Regions from separate parts of the Homo sapiens genome. Here region 2 is linked to region 1. Evidence: read pairs that join two places in POLR2A ChIA-PET (ENCODE). Cell type or tissue: K562. All regions are shown on one strand. Each heading gives the region's core, and the rest is flanking DNA. Links, peaks and the distances in the headings are about the cores only. Region 1 holds the start of LOC101928212 (a long non-coding RNA gene). Region 2 has its middle 10 kb from the start of LINC01671.

Evidence for each region. Peaks named below come from ENCODE experiments on the same cell type or tissue, not always from the same donor. Only the 100,000 strongest peaks of a DNase experiment are listed, where the experiment ranks them.
Region 2: POLR2A ChIA-PET joins it to region 1 with 6 read pairs; 2 of 35 experiments call an interaction of 5 or more read pairs at or near these places.

What each region holds. Positions count from the first base shown.
Region 1 is chr21:42,571,987-42,577,363 of GRCh38, forward strand. It overlaps SLC37A1 (solute carrier family 37 member 1), which reads left to right. Exons shown (of 20, transcript NM_001320537.2): 18 at 2,832-2,929. LOC101928212 (a long non-coding RNA gene) reads right to left here and starts at 1,824. Exons shown (of 2, transcript NR_171773.1): 1 at 1,731-1,824; 2 at 1,098-1,613. RefSeq lists an enhancer at 1-479. In K562, for the core only: a CTCF peak has its summit at 2,862 (motif pointing left); a DNase peak (open chromatin) is centred at 2,855; H3K27me3 peaks cover 1,793 bases.
Region 2 is chr21:42,622,707-42,628,083 of GRCh38, forward strand. No RefSeq gene overlaps it. Among named protein-coding and RNA genes, the nearest start is that of LINC01671, 10 kb to the left of the region's middle. In K562, for the core only: no CTCF peak of the experiment used is centred there; no DNase peak of the experiment used is centred there; H3K27me3 peaks cover 2,958 bases.

The sequences.
Region 1 (5,377 bases), core at 308-5,307:
CCTAGCAGTCTAGACCCCTGTTTACCACTCCTGTGGTGGAAACTGGCTCCTAGCAGCTTCCTGAGTTAGGGGAGGTGGGTTCTGCAAGCTTACAAGTGCGTGATGGCTGGATTCTGCTCTCGCCTGAGGCAATGTGGACGTGGAAACACCTTCTCTTCAGAACCCCCGTCTTCCAGCCTCCATTGCTGTCACTGACACGTTCACAGACATTCTGACCCCAGCCCTTGCTTTCTGACCTTCTCTTTTTTCTCTTAGATCTCCAGGTTCCCTTCCTTACCCCGGGAGCCTTTCTTCATCCACCGTCCTGGGGCACCTGGTGGCACCTTCAGTCTGGAAACACCTGCCCTTCACTTTAGGGGAATTGGGCCCCTGTTCGTTTGATAAGTTTTCCTACCATTTTCTGATTTGTTTTTTCTTTCTGGAAAATGTATTAGTCAGATGTAGGCTTTTCTGGATTAATCCTTCAACTTTCCTTTCTTTCTTTCCCTTCCTGCCTGTCTCCCTGTTCTTTCTTACACTTTCTCAGGGAGATTCTTGACTGTATTTTCCAACTTTGTATCGACCATTTTACTTTTCCTGCCATATTTTCAATGTTTACTGATGTTTCTCTGCCCTTTCAGTGCATCCTGTTTTATTTCATGTTAGACTGAATCATGTGAAATTGATAACAGGTTTTCAGCCACACACACACAAAAAAAAAAAAAAGAGTGTGTCCTGAGGTTCAGCTTAGTCTTCTGTTGGCTCTCTGGGGGGAGGTTCAACTTAGTCTTCTGTTGGCTCTCTGTGGGTGCTGTGAGCTCTGGGAATGTTCTTCTCCTCCAGGCTCCCTCCTGCCAGCTTGCTTGCTTTCACGTTGGGGTGTTCCCCAGACACAGGGCAGACCTAGGTTGCCCCTTCATCACTTCCCATGGAAGAAGGGGCCCTGCATAGTGGTTTGAAGTCTCTCTGTGGGGACAGTGTGCTGGCTGCTGGTCTCCAGGCAGTGGGACCCTGCGGAACCTGCAGGAGGAGACTCCTTCAGTGCCCAGGGGAGCCTGGGTCCAGCTGCCAACATCCTTGCCATGGCATGGAAGCTTGGTGGAAGCTGGTGTCTTTCCCCAGATCCCCTGTCGCCTGTTAGGTGAGCATCCCTGTCCTGCACTGGGCTTAGTGTCCCCACGGGTTAAGCTGCGCTGTCCTGCACGGGGGCATCAGGAGGAGTCTCTTTATCAGTGAGGATGAGAAAAGAGACCTGGGATCCGAGGTGCGGCAGAGGGAATGTAGCTAACAGTTTGTGATAAAAGACTCAACCCATGCACCTTTTTTCTCTTGCTGACCCCCTTCCGTTCCCACTGCGTTCCTCCTTCCTTGCCTTCCCCTCCCCTGTCTCTTGGGCTCCGCTGGGCCTCGCTCTGCTCCAGGTGTCCCTGTGCTGTCTCCCTCTGAGGATGCTCAGTGGAGCAGGGAACACTGGAGGCTGTGTTAGCTGTCAGCCCTTCTGTGTCCATCTTCCAAAACTACGTGCCCTTCGGTGGGAGGATTTATCATCTTTAGAAGTCAGTGATGGCGCAGTTCATGTTGCTTGGGGGTGTGGAGATAACACATGAGTAGCCGACCATGTTTACCTGGAAGTTCTGAGAATTAAAAAAAAAAACATACAATTGCTCCTGGGATTATAAAATAGTAAGTGCACTTTGTGAACACTTGAAAAAAACAAGTGCCTAGGGCATGAAAGACCCTGGTTATCTTACCTCTCAGAGTTGAATATGTCAGTTCATAGGTTGGTGGAAATTCTTCATGCTTTTTCCCATGCATCTACCAAAACAGGCCATCCTACATGTGTATCAGAATTCATTTCAGTCCCTCTTGGTAAAATGCACCAGATGCTACAAAACACATTCTTAAACAGCAGTCCTTGGGCATTTAGGGGGATACGTTATTTGTTTTCATCATTTAAAAACACATCTTGACATAATTTCAGACTTTGAGAAAGTTGCAGAAATAGTACAAAGAATTCAGACATTTTAGTACATGTGGTTCATCATGCACCCGTGTTTTTACACACACACATGCACACACACATATATGCACACACACATGCATAATTTTTCTGAACCACTTAAGAGTAAGATGCACACATGCTGCCCCTTTCCTCGTAACTATTCAGCATGTACTTCCTAAAAACAAGGAGTTCCATGACAGACCACAGTGCATGATCAGAATCAGAAAGTGAGCATTGAAAGAATATTAGTATCTACAATTCTTATTCAAATTTTACCCAGTTACATTTTTATAGCATAAGAATATCTAAGATTGTGCATTGAATTCAGATTTCCTTACGTGTACTCAAGAAAATAATGGGAGTGTTGGATGAAAAGAATGAACATTGCAATGTCAACACACATTTTTAGGATGGTTCTGGGAAAAGGCTGTGCCAGCTCTGCCTTCCCAGTACGGAGGCGTACAGGTGGAGTATCCTTATCTGAAGTACTTGGGACCAGAAGTGGTTATGTCTTTTTATTTTTTCAGATTGTGGGATATTTGCATTACACTGGTTGAGCATCTCAAATCCCAATTCTGAAATGCCCCAGTGAGCATTTCCTTTGAGTGTCAGCACTCAAAAAGTTACAAATTCTGGAGATTTTGGATTTCAGGTTTTCAGATTTGGAAGGCTCAACCTATACTAGGCCTTGTACCCGCTCCCAATCTGATAGGCCAGGATGAGGTAGTGTAGTTCCATATGTGTTCCTTTCATTGTGAGTGAGGTGTTGAGCCCCATTCTCTGTGGCTGCTAGTTATGTGCTGGGATTTTCTCTAAACAGCACCATGTGTGTCCATTTGCCTGATTTCAGGAGCAGCCCTGGGCCCCCTGCTGGCTGGGCTCCTCTCCCCGTCCGGCTGGAGCAATGTGTTTTACATGCTGATGTTTGCAGATGCCTGTGCCTTACTGGTAAGTCGGCCTATTTTTAGTCCAATCCACCTTGAATGCAGATCTCTGTGGTTGTGTCCAAACACTGGTGGAACTTTCTCCCATGCATTCCTGAGTTATCAGAGAGGTTTGGGTCTTCCCATCTTTTCTAAATATGCGTGGTCTAAAGCTCCTTCTCTCTCTGATTAGAAAAAGTCAGAAACAGAAGCAGGACAGTCTTGCTCTGCAGCCTTGGGCGGGATAGCACAAAGGCCAGGAGCGTGGAGCTCCGTGGCTCTAGATCCTGCCTGTCACCTGTCATGTGTGTGACTTGGGCAGGTTTCGTAACCTCTGCTCCACAGTTTCCACAGCTTTAAAATGGGCATGATAATGGCACCCAGTGACAAGATTGTTGTGGGAATTAAAGCAGATGATACACAGAGCCTGGCCTCCCAGTGGTCATCAGTGTCCTGGTGTCCCTCCTGCAGCCATGCTGTCAGACGGCGGGAGCGGCCCCAACTTCTTTCACCTGAAGGGATGGGAGAGAATAAAGGAGCAAAGAGGTTGCCAGTGCAGACACTGAGTCGCCTTCTGGCTTCTGCCCCCTTTTCTCTGGGCTCCTGCTTCTGTGCCCTCCTGTGTTGAGAAAGTTTGAGGTTTTCCCCTGGGTAAGGAAGACCAGTGATGATGTCACAGTCACATAGATGTGCAGCTGTGAGGGGTGCATACACATCTTTACAAGTCACCTGGCCACAAAGTCCCCAGACCCACAGCCATGCCTCTCCTCTCACTTCACCAGACAAAACCTTAGGCTGATCCCAATAAAAATGAGTTGAGAATTTCAGAAATATCAACTCACTCAATTAAATGAAAGTCTTATATTTTAATTCCAGGAAATTCTAAAACTCAACTTCCCCACCACATACAAAATCAAATACCGACTCTCAACCTATGAACTTACTAGGTTTAAATGGCTGTTCTTTGGATCATCTGTGGGTTCTTTTAATGCCTGAATGTTCTAATGAAGCCTCCAGATGGATTTCCACTAAGTAGCAGTAAAATTCCTGTCATTACAACTGTTCAGAGAATCTGAAATATCTTCTTTAGAACTATCTGGTAATATATATTGAAAATTGTTTTGATGCTTAGCCAAACTCATAAGAAAGTAAAGGAACTCCCCAGGAGCCAGAATTGTAAAGGCAATATAAATACACAAGCTCAGGAATCAACGGGTTGGGGTGGTTGTGCCCACACTGGGTAAGAGACAAGGCGTTAGGCTGGCACAAGATGAAGATTTGGAACTGGAGACTTCGTCATAGAGCCAGGACCCTCGAAGAGCCATGCTTGCAGTGAAAGAGTATACTAGATGATATCTGCACACTGGCACAGGAAGACAATGGGAATCTGCCCATCTTAGCCAGATTAGGGGGAAGAAATCTCCCTTGAAAATTTTTAGCCATAGACCTCCCCACAGTCAGCTTTAATCTTTGAGCTTATATAAATATATTTTAAATGAGCAAAGTTGGTCCTTAGGCAGTAATACAGAAGCAAATAGGGACAAATCTCAACCCTGCAGCATAGGATTTCTGTAGCTAACACCCTACAAAAGATGAGCTCACAATCCAAAATAATGAAACATAAGGAAGCAATCCACATTGAATGACAGTAACAGACATAAAAAATGGTGGAATTGGACTCCCCCAAAACTGCAGATAAAAGAGTTATGTAAACTAAAAATAAATATATGCAATGTTACTAATGACATAAGAAAAAGGAACTGACCTCATGAAAAAAAGAACAAGACACTATTGAAAAGACAGAGCAGGCTTCAAAAACAACCAAACAGGAGTTATAGAAATGAAAAATGTGATCTTTAGCCTGGAAAAAGACTCAATGGATGGGTTAGAAAAGCAAATTAGATACCGCTGAAGAGAAGATTACTGAAGTGAAATATAGATATGAAGAAATTATCCAGAATTCAGCACAAAAAGAGAGATGGAAAATATTAGAGAGAAATTAAATATAAAATGGAGGACCAAATGAGATGGCCTAAAGTTATCTGAAAGTAATTCCAGAGGAAGATGATAGACTGGATTTGAAGCAATATTTTAAGACAAAATAGCTGAGAATTTTCCAGATACATGAAAGACAAACATTCTTAGATTCAGGAATCAAATGACTTAGAATTCTGTACCTAGATAAACTTGCACACAAGAGTAAGGGTGAAGTGAAAACATTTTTAACCAAAGATGCTCCCAGCAAAAATTGCTAAACAATGTATTTAGAGAAGGAAGATAGATCCAGAAGGAAAGTCTGAGATGCAAGGAGAAATGCAAGCAAAAAAAAAGTGATATTCCTAAGGATGAATCTAAAGGAGTATTGACCATATAAAATAGGGGCCAGCTAACTGTGGCCTATTTTTGTGTGATCCTCCAGCTGGGAATGGTTTATATTTTTAAATATGTCTTTAAAAAATCAACAAAAGAATGT
Region 2 (5,377 bases), core at 232-5,231, 51 kb after region 1:
GGTAAGCCCTCTAAGTCAAATCATCTTTTTCCCGTCAGTGCTTTCATGTTGTGTGTGACGAGTGAAAAACGTGATATTCATTCCTGCTTCAAAAACTTATAAGGGACTGGCTCTGGCAATAGAAAGCTGGCAGAAATCATAGATTTCAGGAATAAATGTAAACATCTGTCCAAGACATCCCATCTTCTATATGGACGAGTTAAAGCACATCCAGAAATTTATACCATTTTTTGTATTAGTATATGAAAGAAATGCAATTAAAAGCTAAAAATAAGAAAACATCTACTATTAAAACACAAAGACATTTACAAAGACAGCTGCACCTGTCACAGCATAGGGTAAGCGTGGGTCTTAAGCTCACCTGTCCATTGTCAGCAATTTATTGGGACCTTATTGTAAACAAGAAATGGGTTAAACAGTAAAGGTGCCAGACAGGTCATGAAACACCTGATCTCCATCTTCAAGCAGCTTATGCTATAGTTGACTGTCAGGAATCAGGAAAAACGCACTTGTTCTTGTTACCCAAGACGAGCGATTTAGCAGCCTTCTAAATAGCTTTGTAGAAGTCAGATGTTTTATTCTACCTTATAAACTGTGAGTCCAAGGCTGGGTGCAGTGGCTCACACCTGTAATCCCAGCACTTTGGGAGGCCAAGGAGGGCGGATCACCTGAGGTCAGGAGTTCAAGACCAGCCTGGCCAATATGACAAAACTCCGTCTCTACTAAATATCCAAAAATTAGCTGGTTGTGGTGGTGGGCGCCTGTAGTCTCAGCTACTCAGGAGGCTGAGGCAGGAGAATCACTGGAACCCAAGAGGCGGAGGTTGCAGTGAGCCAAGATCACACTACTGCACTCCAGCCTGGGCAACAGACCGAGACTCCGTCTCAAGAAAAATAAAAAATAAAATAAACTGCAAGTCCAACACTCTTGTTTGGCCGTTCAATTCGGGCTGCATAGATGCTGTAAAAGTATAGACAGTTCCCACTTCAATCCTTCTCTACTTTCCTTTAACATCAACACCATTTAGCCAGAATGACAAGTAGTCGGAATGCCAGAGAGCAGAAACAACACCCCGGTGCTTGCCCTCATTCCTCTGGATGAGTGATGCTCACCAATGTGGGCTGCTCTTCTTCCCCAGACAGGGTCTGTGCTTCTCCCCTAAGCCCCGGTGCCCTCATGCAATCCAGTCCCTCCCTGGAGTTCTTTGCTCCGTGTCTGTCTCCACGCCAGGCCTCTATGAGGATGAGCTGTGGTTACTCAACCAGGATCTCGAGGCCCCAGCTCAGTGTCCAATACACGTCAGCATTCAAAATCATACTACTGAATGAATGAGTGAACAGATGGTACATCAACCTATTTGCTATTTTTCTTCACAAGGGCATTGCATAGAGCTCTTCGGTTCAAGATTTAGCCATTGTCATATACCCACTGCTGGTGAACTTGAAGGCATCACTTTCCTCCACTCTTGTACCAGCCTGCCAGTGACTGAACTTGGTGCAGGATGGGTCACTGCCATATCAGAGATGCCAGCTGGCCTCCCCTGTCTACCTGGTCATCACACAGGGCAGGAGGAATCCGTCAGCGTCTGGTGCCACGTGCCTCTCATTAGAAGGCTGAGCCCATCTACTGCCCAGACACTGCTGCCTTTTTTCACGACTTCCTTTAAAACAAATGAATTCCTATGATGTGTCTGGCATCATGCTGGGTGCTGCAGCGATTACAGAGGGAAAAAAGATATACTTCCAGTCCTCAAGGAGTTTGCGGTCCAGTAGGGGGATAACCACATCTAGATCATGTAAACCAAAAGTAAAATCCTAAGGCCCTCCCCCACCTCCACCCAACCATCTAAACGGACTTCCTCCTCAGCCAGGGCAGTGTTAAAATTTAACCTGAAAGCCTGGTTCAGGCCATGAAGGACGTGGGGATCGGACATGCCTGATTATGTTTACCTCTCCAGCATTAACGTCAACACAGACCTTAAGAAACATTTCACAGCGTGTTCTCCCTGAAGCCTGACAGCTAGAAGCTTCATCTGCATGAATAAACTTTGGTCTTTGCAGTGTCTTATCGCAGCCCAAACATTCCTTTCTATTGATCCCAGGTCTTTAGACAAACTCAACCAATTGTCAACCAGAAAATGTTTAAATTCACCTATAGCCTGGAAGCCCCCTACTCTGAGTTGCCTCACCTTTCTGAACCAAACCAATGTCTTTCTTAAATGTACTTGATTGATGTCTCATGCCTCTCTAAAATGTATAAAGCCAAGCTGCATCCCGACCACCTTGGGAACATGTTCTCAGGACTTCCTGAGGCTGTGTCACGGGTGTGCGTTCTCAACCTTGGCAAAATAAAGTTTCTAAATTAACTGAGACCTGTCTTAGATTTTCTGGGTCTACAACCCTGCTGTACCAGCAGAGTCAGGGGACAGCCAGAGAAAGAGGTTCAGGGGGACGAAGCACCCCCAGCAGGGCCAAGTCACCTTCTACAGCTCGACTCGCTCAGCCATCCAAGACCACTTGGCTTTTTTTTTTTTTTTCCTGCACAAGCTGTGCTTTGAAGTGTGTGGGGTCTTAAAAATCCTGCCCATTCTATTTTGATCAGGCTTCTGTCATCTGCATTGCCATCCTGGGACAAGTTGTCAGTCACTGTCTCCCTGAAATGCACGTGGAGATGCACAGGCTAATCTAGGGACAGCTGGATACATGACTAATATTACCGAGGAGCTAACGAGAGCCTGTGACGTTGAGATGCTGAGGAGATGGACTGGTCGTAAGCGTTCCCCAGGTTTATAGCCTTCTTTTCAGCACCCCTCATGCCTTCCTGTGGTTGTCAGCATCCCGGATTATCCTGATCATGGGGCAAAGAGAATGGGGGCTTTCCCCAGGGCCTTGAAGTGGCAGCTGGACCCACATTGCAGGAGGTCTCACCCTGCACCAGCAGCCCCACCCTAGCCCCAGCCACAACACTCTTGGCCCCCAGCTGTATCCTGAATTTGCAGCAAGCAGGAAGCTCAACACAAGGGGAGAAGAGCCTGTGGGTTCTTTAGAATGCAGACTACCAGGCCCACCCTCAGAGATTCTGATCCATTTGGTCCAGGCTGGGGCCCAGGCATCACCATTTTTAACACTCCCCGGCAGATACTCACAGGCACCCAGAGTCCGGCAGGAGTCCCTGCTCTACTGAAGGACTTTCTAAACGGGGGACTCGGAGCCCCAGACAGTTTCCTCCTCCTGGGCTCTGCTTTTACCGGGCTCTGGAGCACGTTCCTACAAACATCTTTACTCAAAACACTGACTTTTTCTGAAATGTTTGAAATAATTTAGCTTATTTCACAGGAGAAGCCACTATTTCTTTTCCAAAACAATTTAGTAAAATGGCTGTTTTTCATACCCACCAATTTCTAAGGTGAAATTTTGTGTAAAATAGACACACACGCTAGTCATGTAACACCAGCCAAGGTTGTTTGTGTGCCTAGTGACATTCTCAGCATCTGTGAAGCAACGAGTGTGCGCGTGCTCTTCCCAGGCGTGGGCTCCGCCGCACGTGGTGGAAGGAACTCTGCTCCACATTGAGGAGCCTGGTTTGGACACCAACAGGCTAAGCTCCCACATACCCCAAAAACACCTGGCCCAGGGATCAGCCCTTCCAATTCTACAACGAGGTAAGTCACGGACCAGCACAGCCTCGGGGGCAGGTCCAAGACAACGGCTGTGCCTTCCGTGGCAGGAGCTTTCGGAACAGAGAGCACGTCATCCCTGGTACCAACCAAATTGTATCTTCTCTCCCCAAATTCATACATTGACACCCTAGCCCCCAGTGTGTCTGGGTTTGTAGTAAGGAGGTCATTAAGGTTAAATGGTGCCCTGAGGGTGGAGCCCTCATGATAAGATGAGGCCCTCATGAGAAGAAATGGGAGAAGCTCTCCTCCTTTCTCTGCCATGTGAGGACACAGTGAGAAGGCGGCCATCTGCAAGCCAGGAGGAGGGCCCTGGGTCTTATGCTGCCAGGCTCCAGCTCTGTGAGCAAGTTCACTTCTGTTGTATAAGCCCCCGCTGTGTGGTTTTCGTTATGGCAGGCAGAGCACACTAAGACGCACCTTGGCCATGCTCTTCTCTCCCTAGCAATGCTTCTCTTTTGCTGTGTAGTGAAGGTCAGCCATTGTTCAGGTAATTAATGCTCTCCCGGGTCTGGCCCCAGTAACTTTCTGGTGTTATCACCACAACCCCATCTTCAAAACCCAACGTCAGGCCAAGCTGACCCACACTGTGGATCGATTCATGGATGGACCCAGATGCATGGGAAGTCCTGGGTACATTTCATGCCTTTTCCAGCAATGCAGAGGGGCCAGAGGGGTGCAGCCACACACAGGGGGCCCTCAGCTCCTGGAGTGCTAGCACTTAGCCCACAGGCTGCTCACTCCCCAGAGCGCGCTCTCTCTGCTCTCTTCTTTAGGTGAATGGTGCCGGCAGAAAGTTGTGTATACGTGCCATAGGTTCCTAATGAGAAGGGTCTTGGACATCACTCTCTCCTCTGTGGAGTTCAGGTTTCCATTAGAGTTGTACATTGCTCTCTAGGTCCCTGAAGTCTTCAATCGTTTTTTGTTTCATTTCATTATCCAGCCTTTATTGAAAGGATGCTGTCCAGGATGCCAGGTCCAGGCTTGGGAGAGGCAGAGCGAGTCCCTGTCTCTTGGAACCTGGGGCCCAATGGTCAATACAGTAATGAAATAAATGCAGTTGGACAAGCCAAGTGGAATAACCTTTAGAAAGAAGGCTTTTCCGTCTTCCTAAGGTTTTATCCAAAGCAAGCCGTGATGCCGGTGTGATCGTAGTCATGGCGGCAGTTCTGAAGCACACACAGATCTACCTTATCTTCCAAGGGCTGTTCCTGAAAGGCTGGCAAAGCCAACTTTCCCCATTGTACTTGAAAGCTCCTTGCAATGAGATCTGAGCTGCGGAAGTCACAGTGCAGAGGCAGGTGCTGTTGAAGGCTGTGAAACCTGAGTCATTTGAAGAAGGAGACGCGGGGAGAAGTGTCCCAGTTCAACCTCGGTGGATGGGAACTGGGTTTGAAGAGAACACCAGCCATGGCTCCAGGTGGGCCAATCACCGAGGAGACACACACGAGCCCTGTGTGCCACTGGGCATGAAAGTTTTCATCTTTTCCTGAAAACAATTGCTGGAGGTGAGCGCTGGTTCCTTCAGCTCTGAACTCCTCTTTTTCTGCCTTGTCTTTACTTCTTTGGTACAGCATTACTTGTCAGATGCAGGCAGGAAGAATAGACATTTAGACACACTTCACACTCGGCTGTGAGCCTGGCGCTCCTCCTAAACATGCTATTCAAAGTGCTTGGCTGCCTGTCTCTGGCCCACACCTG